2 separate regions of the Homo sapiens genome follow, and region 2 is linked to region 1. Evidence: read pairs that join two places in POLR2A ChIA-PET (ENCODE). Cell type or tissue: CD4-positive, alpha-beta T cell. All regions are shown on one strand. Region 1 overlaps HDAC4 (histone deacetylase 4). Region 2 overlaps HDAC4 (histone deacetylase 4).

Region 1 (4,000 bases):
CAGGTCCCATCCCCAAGATATCTCATTATGTATACGCAAATACTTCAAAATCCAAAAACTCTGAGAGCCTGAACACTTCTGGTCCCAAGCACGTCAGAACGACAGTCAGCCTGTGCATCTCAATCATTGAAGCTAAAGCTCTTTGGAGTCCATGCTAATTTGCAGGAGTGTGAAGGGCTCCGGAGTTTGAGAACCGTGGCTCTGCAGGTGTGTTCCAACCCTCTTCCTTCGGAGACACAGGAGGGCCCTGAATGTCAGATGTGAGGGATGTGGGGCCCGCAGAGACACAGGAACTTGGCTGTGAGGAATTCAGGGACTAGCAAAGGGGGCGATGAGAAGACCCTGAAATGCACCGTCCAAAGCACAGTACCATCTTGCGTGGCTGGCGCTGCTGCATTTCACCTTTCTTCACGTGGAGGGGGTCTCATCAAGGCAGCAGAACAGCTTCTTGAAACAAACTCAAGATTGACAGGGTGCCAAGCAAGAAAAACTGGAAACTGACGTGTCCCAGCCGCCCACCCACTTCCTTCTCCATTGGGGGATAACAGGGGGGTACAAGTGAAGGGCCTCCGTCCTGAGGAGAGGGGCACAGGCTGTTTCCTCCAGACACAGACACTCCTCAGTGGTCAGGACCGTCCTCTCCATGCCTGTCTCAAGCTGCAGGTGCCTCTCCTGCCCAGGTGAGGTGGGAGACCTGGGCAGGCAGCCCTCCCTGTTCTGCAGGTGAGGTGCTTATCACTGCTGGAGTGGACCCTCCTAAGTGTTGCGTTCTTTCGGACCAAAGCAGTAAATAAAGGTGCTTTGATTCCAGGTGATAGCCCAAGTTCCTCCCCAACTCTACTCAAAACTATCGATGTCGGCATCGACAGCTGAGGCTGCCCTGCAGATGGGAACCCGCAGACAATCCTGGTACCTGCTGCTGTGATTATTCACAGCCGTCAGAGAGCCCTCACCTGGGGGGAGGTGAATGCCAACCCCACGGGTGACACACCACTCCCCTGGTGACCCCAGGGAAGCTGCAGGAAGGTGACAAAGGACCTGCACACACAGGCAGTGGACAGGCTCGCCGGCAGGGAGGAATCCTCTCTGTTTGACAAGACACAGACAGGCCCTCTCTGGTGACAGTCTCCAAGAAAGGAGGGAAGGCTTGGACAGATGCCAACAAGCGGGAAGGAAGACAGCAGCACGGCCCATTCCCCGACGGTCCCCTTTCATCTTTCCAGGTCTGAACTGCCCACAGTTCTGAGTTTTGGGTCCCAATAAATGGACGTCTGGACCAAGAGCATGTCTACGGTTGGAGCTCACACCTGCTGGTGGCAGCAAGCCGACTGCCCGGCGGGGGGTGGGCAGCCCGGGAGCCACAGGGCTCCCCAGAGACAGCCGCTTGGGCTGCAATGTCTCCAAGCTACAGTCCCGCTAACCCGGTTGGTTTCCCAAGCATGTGAGCGAAACTCAGAGGTTCGTTAAACTCCTACTTTCTAAGTTTATTTATTGTTGCAATTGTTTACAAAAAGCATTTTTATTTTAATGTAAAAAGCAAAGCTATTTCTATTTTAAAATAAATTAAAACTGCTGCAGATAATCAAGAGACGGGTCAAGCCCTGCTCTCATTTCCGCGTACACGGTGTAGCTGGGCATGAAGTACTTATAAACTCATGAAGTCAAGAAGTGTTCAACACAGCGCCTCGGAAGCCAGGTTGCTGGATGACACGGCCCATGACGTCTCAGCAGGCCTGGGCCACCTTCTCTCAAGCAGAACACACAGAATCGTAGCCACCTTTCATAGAAAACAACGGAAATGAAGAGCTTAAAGGAGCTGAGGACAGTGCAGGGTGCATGAAAGGAAGTGGCACAGATGCCTGAAGGCTTGTACTGAAAGTGGCGTCATGCCCTGATGGGAACTTCCCATTCCTCCCTGGTGGGCGGAGAGAATCATAGGACCGCCACATCCTGTCATCTCCACTTTTCTTTCTCTTAAAGAACAGATGATTGCAGCGTGGCTGGCGACACACTTCATGAGGCAGAGAAAAGCACGCCCAGATGCACGGGGCCCTGTACAGGACGGCAGGCCGTCTGCCCTGTGTCCCCGGGACTGGCAGGTCAGTGAGGGTAGCATCCCGACTTTTCCCAAGGGGCTCTGCGGGGTCAAAACAGAGTTTAAAAATGCAAAGACAACCATGCAACCCTTAGCCATGGGCCACCAACAACCGTCAGAGAGTGGTGCTAGAGGTCCAAAATGCTGCGCTGAGGGAGGCACCCCACAGCTCTGAAATGTTCCAACTCCCTCGATCCCACTGAAAGACATGGCTCGGGGCTCTCCTGTTAAAGGGTAGAGTAAAAGCAGGTATGGTTCTCGCAGGCAGGAGACAGGTGCCACACCAATCAAGATGCAGTTTTAAAGACTGCTACTTAGCAGACTTGTAAAACTGGATTTGCCCAGAGACAGACCAAACCCAGTCAGCACGGGCACTCTGGACTCCCTGCAGCGCCCCCCTGAATCCAGGCCTCCCTGCTCCCTGCCTTGCCAGCCCTGGGGCCTGTGAAGCATGTCTGGTGTTTTTCAGGAGGTCATGCACTGTATGGTTAACGGCAACAGATAGTGCAGAGCTGATCCTGCACAGCGGCCTCCGGGAGAGCAGGACTCTTGTGCTGGCCAGGCACCTGGTGGAAAGGCTGGTGCACCTGCAGCCCTGCGGCGCCTGGAGGAGCCGAGCAGAGGAGCTGGTTGAGCACCCACTGGACTTGGGCTTGAAAACCTGTCTTCACAGCTCATCCCCGCATCATGCTGGGTCTTTTCAAAATGATGATGATTACTTTAAGAACGTTCCTGGGATGAATTACAGACAGCTAAATGAGTCATAAAGGTGAAGGACCAACATGCCCCTCATCTCCTAGTTGGATAGTCGATGACAGCTGCCATCTAGGGCAATTGCTCTAACCCTCTGCCCTTTGGAGCCACTGATGTGCAGCTGCTGTCCACACCACAGGGCTTCCCACAGCCTGTCGCCCCCAGAGTCAGTCACTCCTCAGCTCCTGGCAGCCACAGGGCAGGCCCCAGCTGGGACAGGGAATCACCCAGGACAGAGTCCACCTTTGTCCAGGCAGGAACCCTGCGCCTCAGGCCACCTTGTCTGTGCAGACACCTGTTCTGGCCTGCACCACGGCCCCGTCCACTCAGGCCAGGCTCCAACAAGGAGTCCAACATATAAACACGTGTGTCACTCACACATGACCTCAAACTCACACACTCAATCACATACACACATCCTTATACACTCACACACACTCTCACATAACCACAAACTCACAATCATGAACACACTCAAACACGCACACTCAAACCCATGCGCTCATATACTAACACTTATACACTAATACAAACACAAGCATGCACTTACACAACCTCAAACTCACACATTCAATCACACTTGCACACTCACACCCAGGCACTCACACACACTAACACAAACACACAAACATGCATGCTCACACACATAACCTTAAACACACCCGATCACATTCATGCAAACATGCACTCATGCTCACAGTGTAACACACCCACAGACATTCACAAACACTCATGCTCACACATTCACACTCACAAATACACTCATATAACCTCAAACACACATACGCACGGACTCACTCACACACACACGTGTGTGGCAACAGCACAGGGGACCTGGCTCAGGCATGGCCGCACAAGCAGGATGGAGACTGGAGCCTCTGTCGGCGTGGCCCGGGCCTTTACCTGTGGTCCCTCAAAGCTTTTGCACAAAGATGAGGATCTGGGCCTGCGCATCCGGCCCTGCCTCATTCACCTGTATTGTTAAATCGGAATCAAGTGATAGCACAGGCATGGACCCAAAACAGTGAAGAGCCCGTGGAGGGGCAGGGGGCAGCATCCATCAGAGATTTCAACAATGCCCCACAAACATCCAGCAGCTGGCGGACGGGAGCAGCTGCACCCGCAGAGCTGCAAAGCAGACCAGGGCAGGGC
Region 2 (4,000 bases), 120 kb before region 1:
TGATGCCAAGTTTAAGGCAGCATTTCGGAAGTGACCAATCTGTGGTCAGTGGCCAGTGAGATGGGGAGAGAGTGAGGCTGGGGCTCCCCCAGCGCCCATAACACTCGGTGATGTTCTGTGCGAGTCAGGCTGACCCTGCCAGCAGCTACCCAAGTGACAGGCCGGTGGCTTCACCCAGCAAAAGTCTGCTCCAAGGTGCTTCAGCCAACACGCCCCTTGGGTTGAAAGACTTACTCCTCTTGCACTTTTTTTTTTTTTTGAGATGGAGTCTCGCTCTGTCACCCAGGCTGAAGTGCAGTGGCGTGATCTCGGCTCACTGCAACCTCCGCCTCCCGGGTTCAAGCAATTCTCCTGCCTCAGCCTCCCGAATAGCTGGGACTACAGGCGCCGGCCACCACGCCTGGCTAATTTTTTTGTATTTTTAGTAGGGATGGGGTTTCACCGTGTTAGCCAGGATGGTGTCAATCTCCTGACCTCATGATCCGCAGCCTCAACCTCCCAAAGTGCTGGGATTACAGGCATGAGCTGCAGAGCCCGGCCACCTCTAGCGCTTTTTAGGACAATATTTGCCTCAATTCACTGAAAATGTATTTCATTTTCTAAACTATTGTTGCCATATCTTGCTAGAACTAAACATAACATCCTGCTTACATTCTAAATGAGAAACAATAACAGCTAAGTAACTCCTAGCAGGAGCTGACGATGGTCAGGCACTTATCTCTGGGTTTCATTCACAGAAGTAGTACTCATGGTTCTCACCAGAGAAATAACTGGCACAGATACTGTTATTGTCCCCATTTTAAAGAAGCCAGGGAGATGATAAAGACCATCCTGATCAAGGTTGGGACCAACTTTCAAAAGCAAACTGACCCCCACTCTGCTGTTCTGCCTCTCCACACGGACTCATTCAAGCCTCAAGGTCAACATCCCATCACTGGCTCATTCATTCAAGTTTTCCTGAACTAGCGATTAAGTGATGGCCACAATTTTGGGGACACAGTGTTGTAAGTCCCTGCACCCCAAACTTCCACTGCTGAAGAGGTGATGACACGTAAATTAGAAGACCGTGTGGGATCACGTGCTGGAATAACAATCACGCAGGCGGAACACGGCAGGGACTGTTCTTTTAGACAAAGTGACCTGAGAGGGCCCTGTGAGGTGGTGGCATTTGAGCCGACACCTGAAGGACATGTGGGATCAACGATCCCAACGAGGTACACACGAGGTGGAGGGAACAGCAAGGGCAAGGCCTGGGAGGGGAACAAGCCTGGGGGTTCCCACGGGGCAGACAGAGGAGACACGGCTGCAGGTCCGAAGGCCATGGTAAGGACCTTCCATTCCGACTTCAGCCACCATGCGGAGTGTCGCCCAGGGCGGGGAGGGGCTGCGGAAGGCGGGGGAGGCGGAGAGAGAGCTGGGAGAGATGGGGAAAGGGATCCATCAGGACTCTGCGATGGACTTGGCGTGGGTGTGCCACACTCACCCAGGTAGGGAAGACAGAGAGACTTGAGTGGGGAGAAGCAAGCCGGAAATCCAAAATGCAGATTTGATGGAACCTGCTGATTTTAAGAGAGCCAATCACCATTTTGAAGAGCAAACAGTACGTCTAAACCTCCTTTGAATCATTACTTTGTGACTTTCTCAGGAAAAAAAAAATCCAAAATGTTCAGAATTTGTGTCAATGGTTCAAAATTCAAGTTCTCCATATTCTACAACAACATGTATTTCAGCAGCATCCTTTACTCTACCCGAAATCTCACTATCCAAATACCACGCCATCCTGGGAGGGGCTCTAATCTTCTAAAATATTTATTCATTCCTTTAGCTGAGCTATTAAAGAAAAAAAAAAAACAAGGAGCTGAATATTAAGTGACACACACTGCACTCAAAACTCTTGTGTCAGGAAAGAATGTGCACAAAATATACATAAGCAGTGAAGACTCGTTTAATGTGTCAGCTGGCTGCTCCACACTGGTTCTGCCGTCTCTCACCCCGCGACAGCTGTGCTCCTTCCTGCTGTGACGCGTCATCCAAGGGGAAGCTCTGCTTCCGGGCCTCCCGCCTCTGGAAGGAGGCCGTGCACAGCCCTCCCGCCTCTGGAAGGAGGCCCAGCGCAGCATCCTCCGTGATGGCCACCGCGGCCTCTCCCATCGGAATTGCAGGGAATACCCCGCTCCACATCTCCTATGAGGATGCGTGGATGTCCTCTGGTTAAACAAAGCACCCTGCTTTTATTCCATGACTCTGACAAGCACTATCAGGAGACACGTGTGGTCCAGACATCACCTTAGGTGCTGAGAACCCAGCTGATGAAGACACAGAGTCGGCCCCCAGGGGTCCGAGAGGAGAGGTCCAGGTGATAACATCACTGTGTCTTCAGTACCCGGTCTCTAACCCTGCAGGTGGCTCCCCAGAGATCCCGGGGCCACCTGGCCAGAACCAGTGGGGAAGAACAAGGAATTGAAGGCTGTGAAAATGTGACATGAGATTCAGATAGTCCAGGGCCCCGCACGGCCCAGCTCCAGGCAGTCAGCTCCACGTGCCTTCCTGCCACTGGGGCTGCCACTGGCTGGAGCCTCCAGCAGCTTGTCTTGGGGCAGACACAGTGGGTACAAAATCAAGCACTGGTTCACACAGCAGGCCATTCTCCTGAAGTATCCAGAAGCTGCTATGGGTTCAGCGTGCACTGGCAGTGGTGACACAGGCATCGGGCCTCCTTTAGAGGAACGTCTTGGCCTCTCCAAGGAGAAGGGGCCAGAAGAGGCACTTCCTCCCTGGGACCTCGACAGAAAGGACGGTTTTCAGTGGCCTGACTGTGGACTGCTGTGTTCCAGCCAGAAGCCCGCTGCCAGAGGCCACAGCGAAGGGGCACGACAGTGGACTGGCTCATGGGCCTCCCCAGCAGAAGAGCTGCCAGAGATGGGACTCGGGGGCGGTTTTCCCTCACCCTTGGCGGGATCCTCCCCTCTGCAGACCCGGGGAACCTGCCCACGTGTGTTCACGTGCCCCCGCCACACGCCTGGTTCACCTCGAGACCTGCATCAACTTACCGGTGCAGCCAGCACGTCTGGAAAGAGACTCGTCAGCTGGCACCTGGCCCTGTGGGCGCCGTCAGCTCCCTTAGAGGATGACGTGGGGTGGAAAGGGCCTTTCCACATGAGTGGTTTCCATGTCCTCAACTTTAAACGATTTCAAGACGTTTTACTCTCCTTAATTTTGGTACTACCGAATAATATACACCACGTAGTTTTATTTTCATATCTAAAATGTTTTCAAACAAAATTTTATTTCTAAAAAGTGAAGATGGGGGAGACACACAGATGCCACCACAGCTAGCGTCGTGGGTGATCTGGGTAAAGATTTCCATTCCCAGCCAGGCACAGTGGTTCACGCCTGTAATCCCAACACTTTGGGAGGAATGAGGCGGGAATATTGCTTGAGGTCAGGAATTCAAGACCAGCCTCAGTAACATAATGAGACCCTGTCCCTATCAACAATACAAAAAATCAGCTGGGTGTGGTGGCGTGTGACTGTAGTCCCAGCTACTTGGGAGGCTGAGGCACGAGGATCTCTCGAGCAAGATCACACCACTGCACTACAGCCTGGGTGACAGAGCAAGACCTGCCTCCAAAAATAAAAATAAAAAATAAAAACAAAGAGTTCCATTCTCCACACACTGGCCCCAGCTGTAACCACACAGTACCTGCAGTCCTAGCTCCTGCTTGAGATGCCCCAATCTACCTCCTTGTATTCTAGAACACGCTCTCCCACTGCACAAGGCTCATTATTCAATGGTACAAATGTACATTCAAGATAATCACATCATTATTATTTAATTCAATAGTACTCCAGCACACTCCTCCCTCCAACAAAACCAGCTTTTCTGGATCCTCTAAGAAGCAGGTGTACCATGTGCAGAAATCACTATTACATTTCTGTTATGCACAGAATGAATATACCCTACACATCACAACCTCCCCTACACCAAGACTAACTTAAT

What was found. Peaks named below come from ENCODE experiments on the same cell type or tissue, not always from the same donor. Only the 100,000 strongest peaks of a DNase experiment are listed, where the experiment ranks them.
Region 2: POLR2A ChIA-PET joins it to region 1 with 5 read pairs; 3 of 35 experiments call an interaction of 5 or more read pairs at or near these places.

The regions. Positions count from the first base shown.
Region 1 is chr2:239,368,021-239,372,020 of GRCh38, forward strand. All of the region lies in intron 1 of HDAC4 (histone deacetylase 4), which reads right to left. Among named protein-coding and RNA genes, the nearest start is that of MIR2467, 18 kb to the left of the region's middle. RefSeq lists enhancers at 1,579-1,898, 1,919-2,078. In CD4-positive, alpha-beta T cell, no CTCF peak of the experiment used is centred here; DNase peaks (open chromatin) are centred at 1,242, 1,751 and 2,002; H3K4me3 peaks cover 1,088 bases; H3K27ac peaks cover 2,595 bases.
Region 2 is chr2:239,247,940-239,251,939 of GRCh38, forward strand. All of the region lies in intron 2 of HDAC4 (histone deacetylase 4), which reads right to left. Among named protein-coding and RNA genes, the nearest start is that of MIR4269, 56 kb to the right of the region's middle. RefSeq lists an enhancer at 1-371. In CD4-positive, alpha-beta T cell, no CTCF peak of the experiment used is centred here; a DNase peak (open chromatin) is centred at 2,025.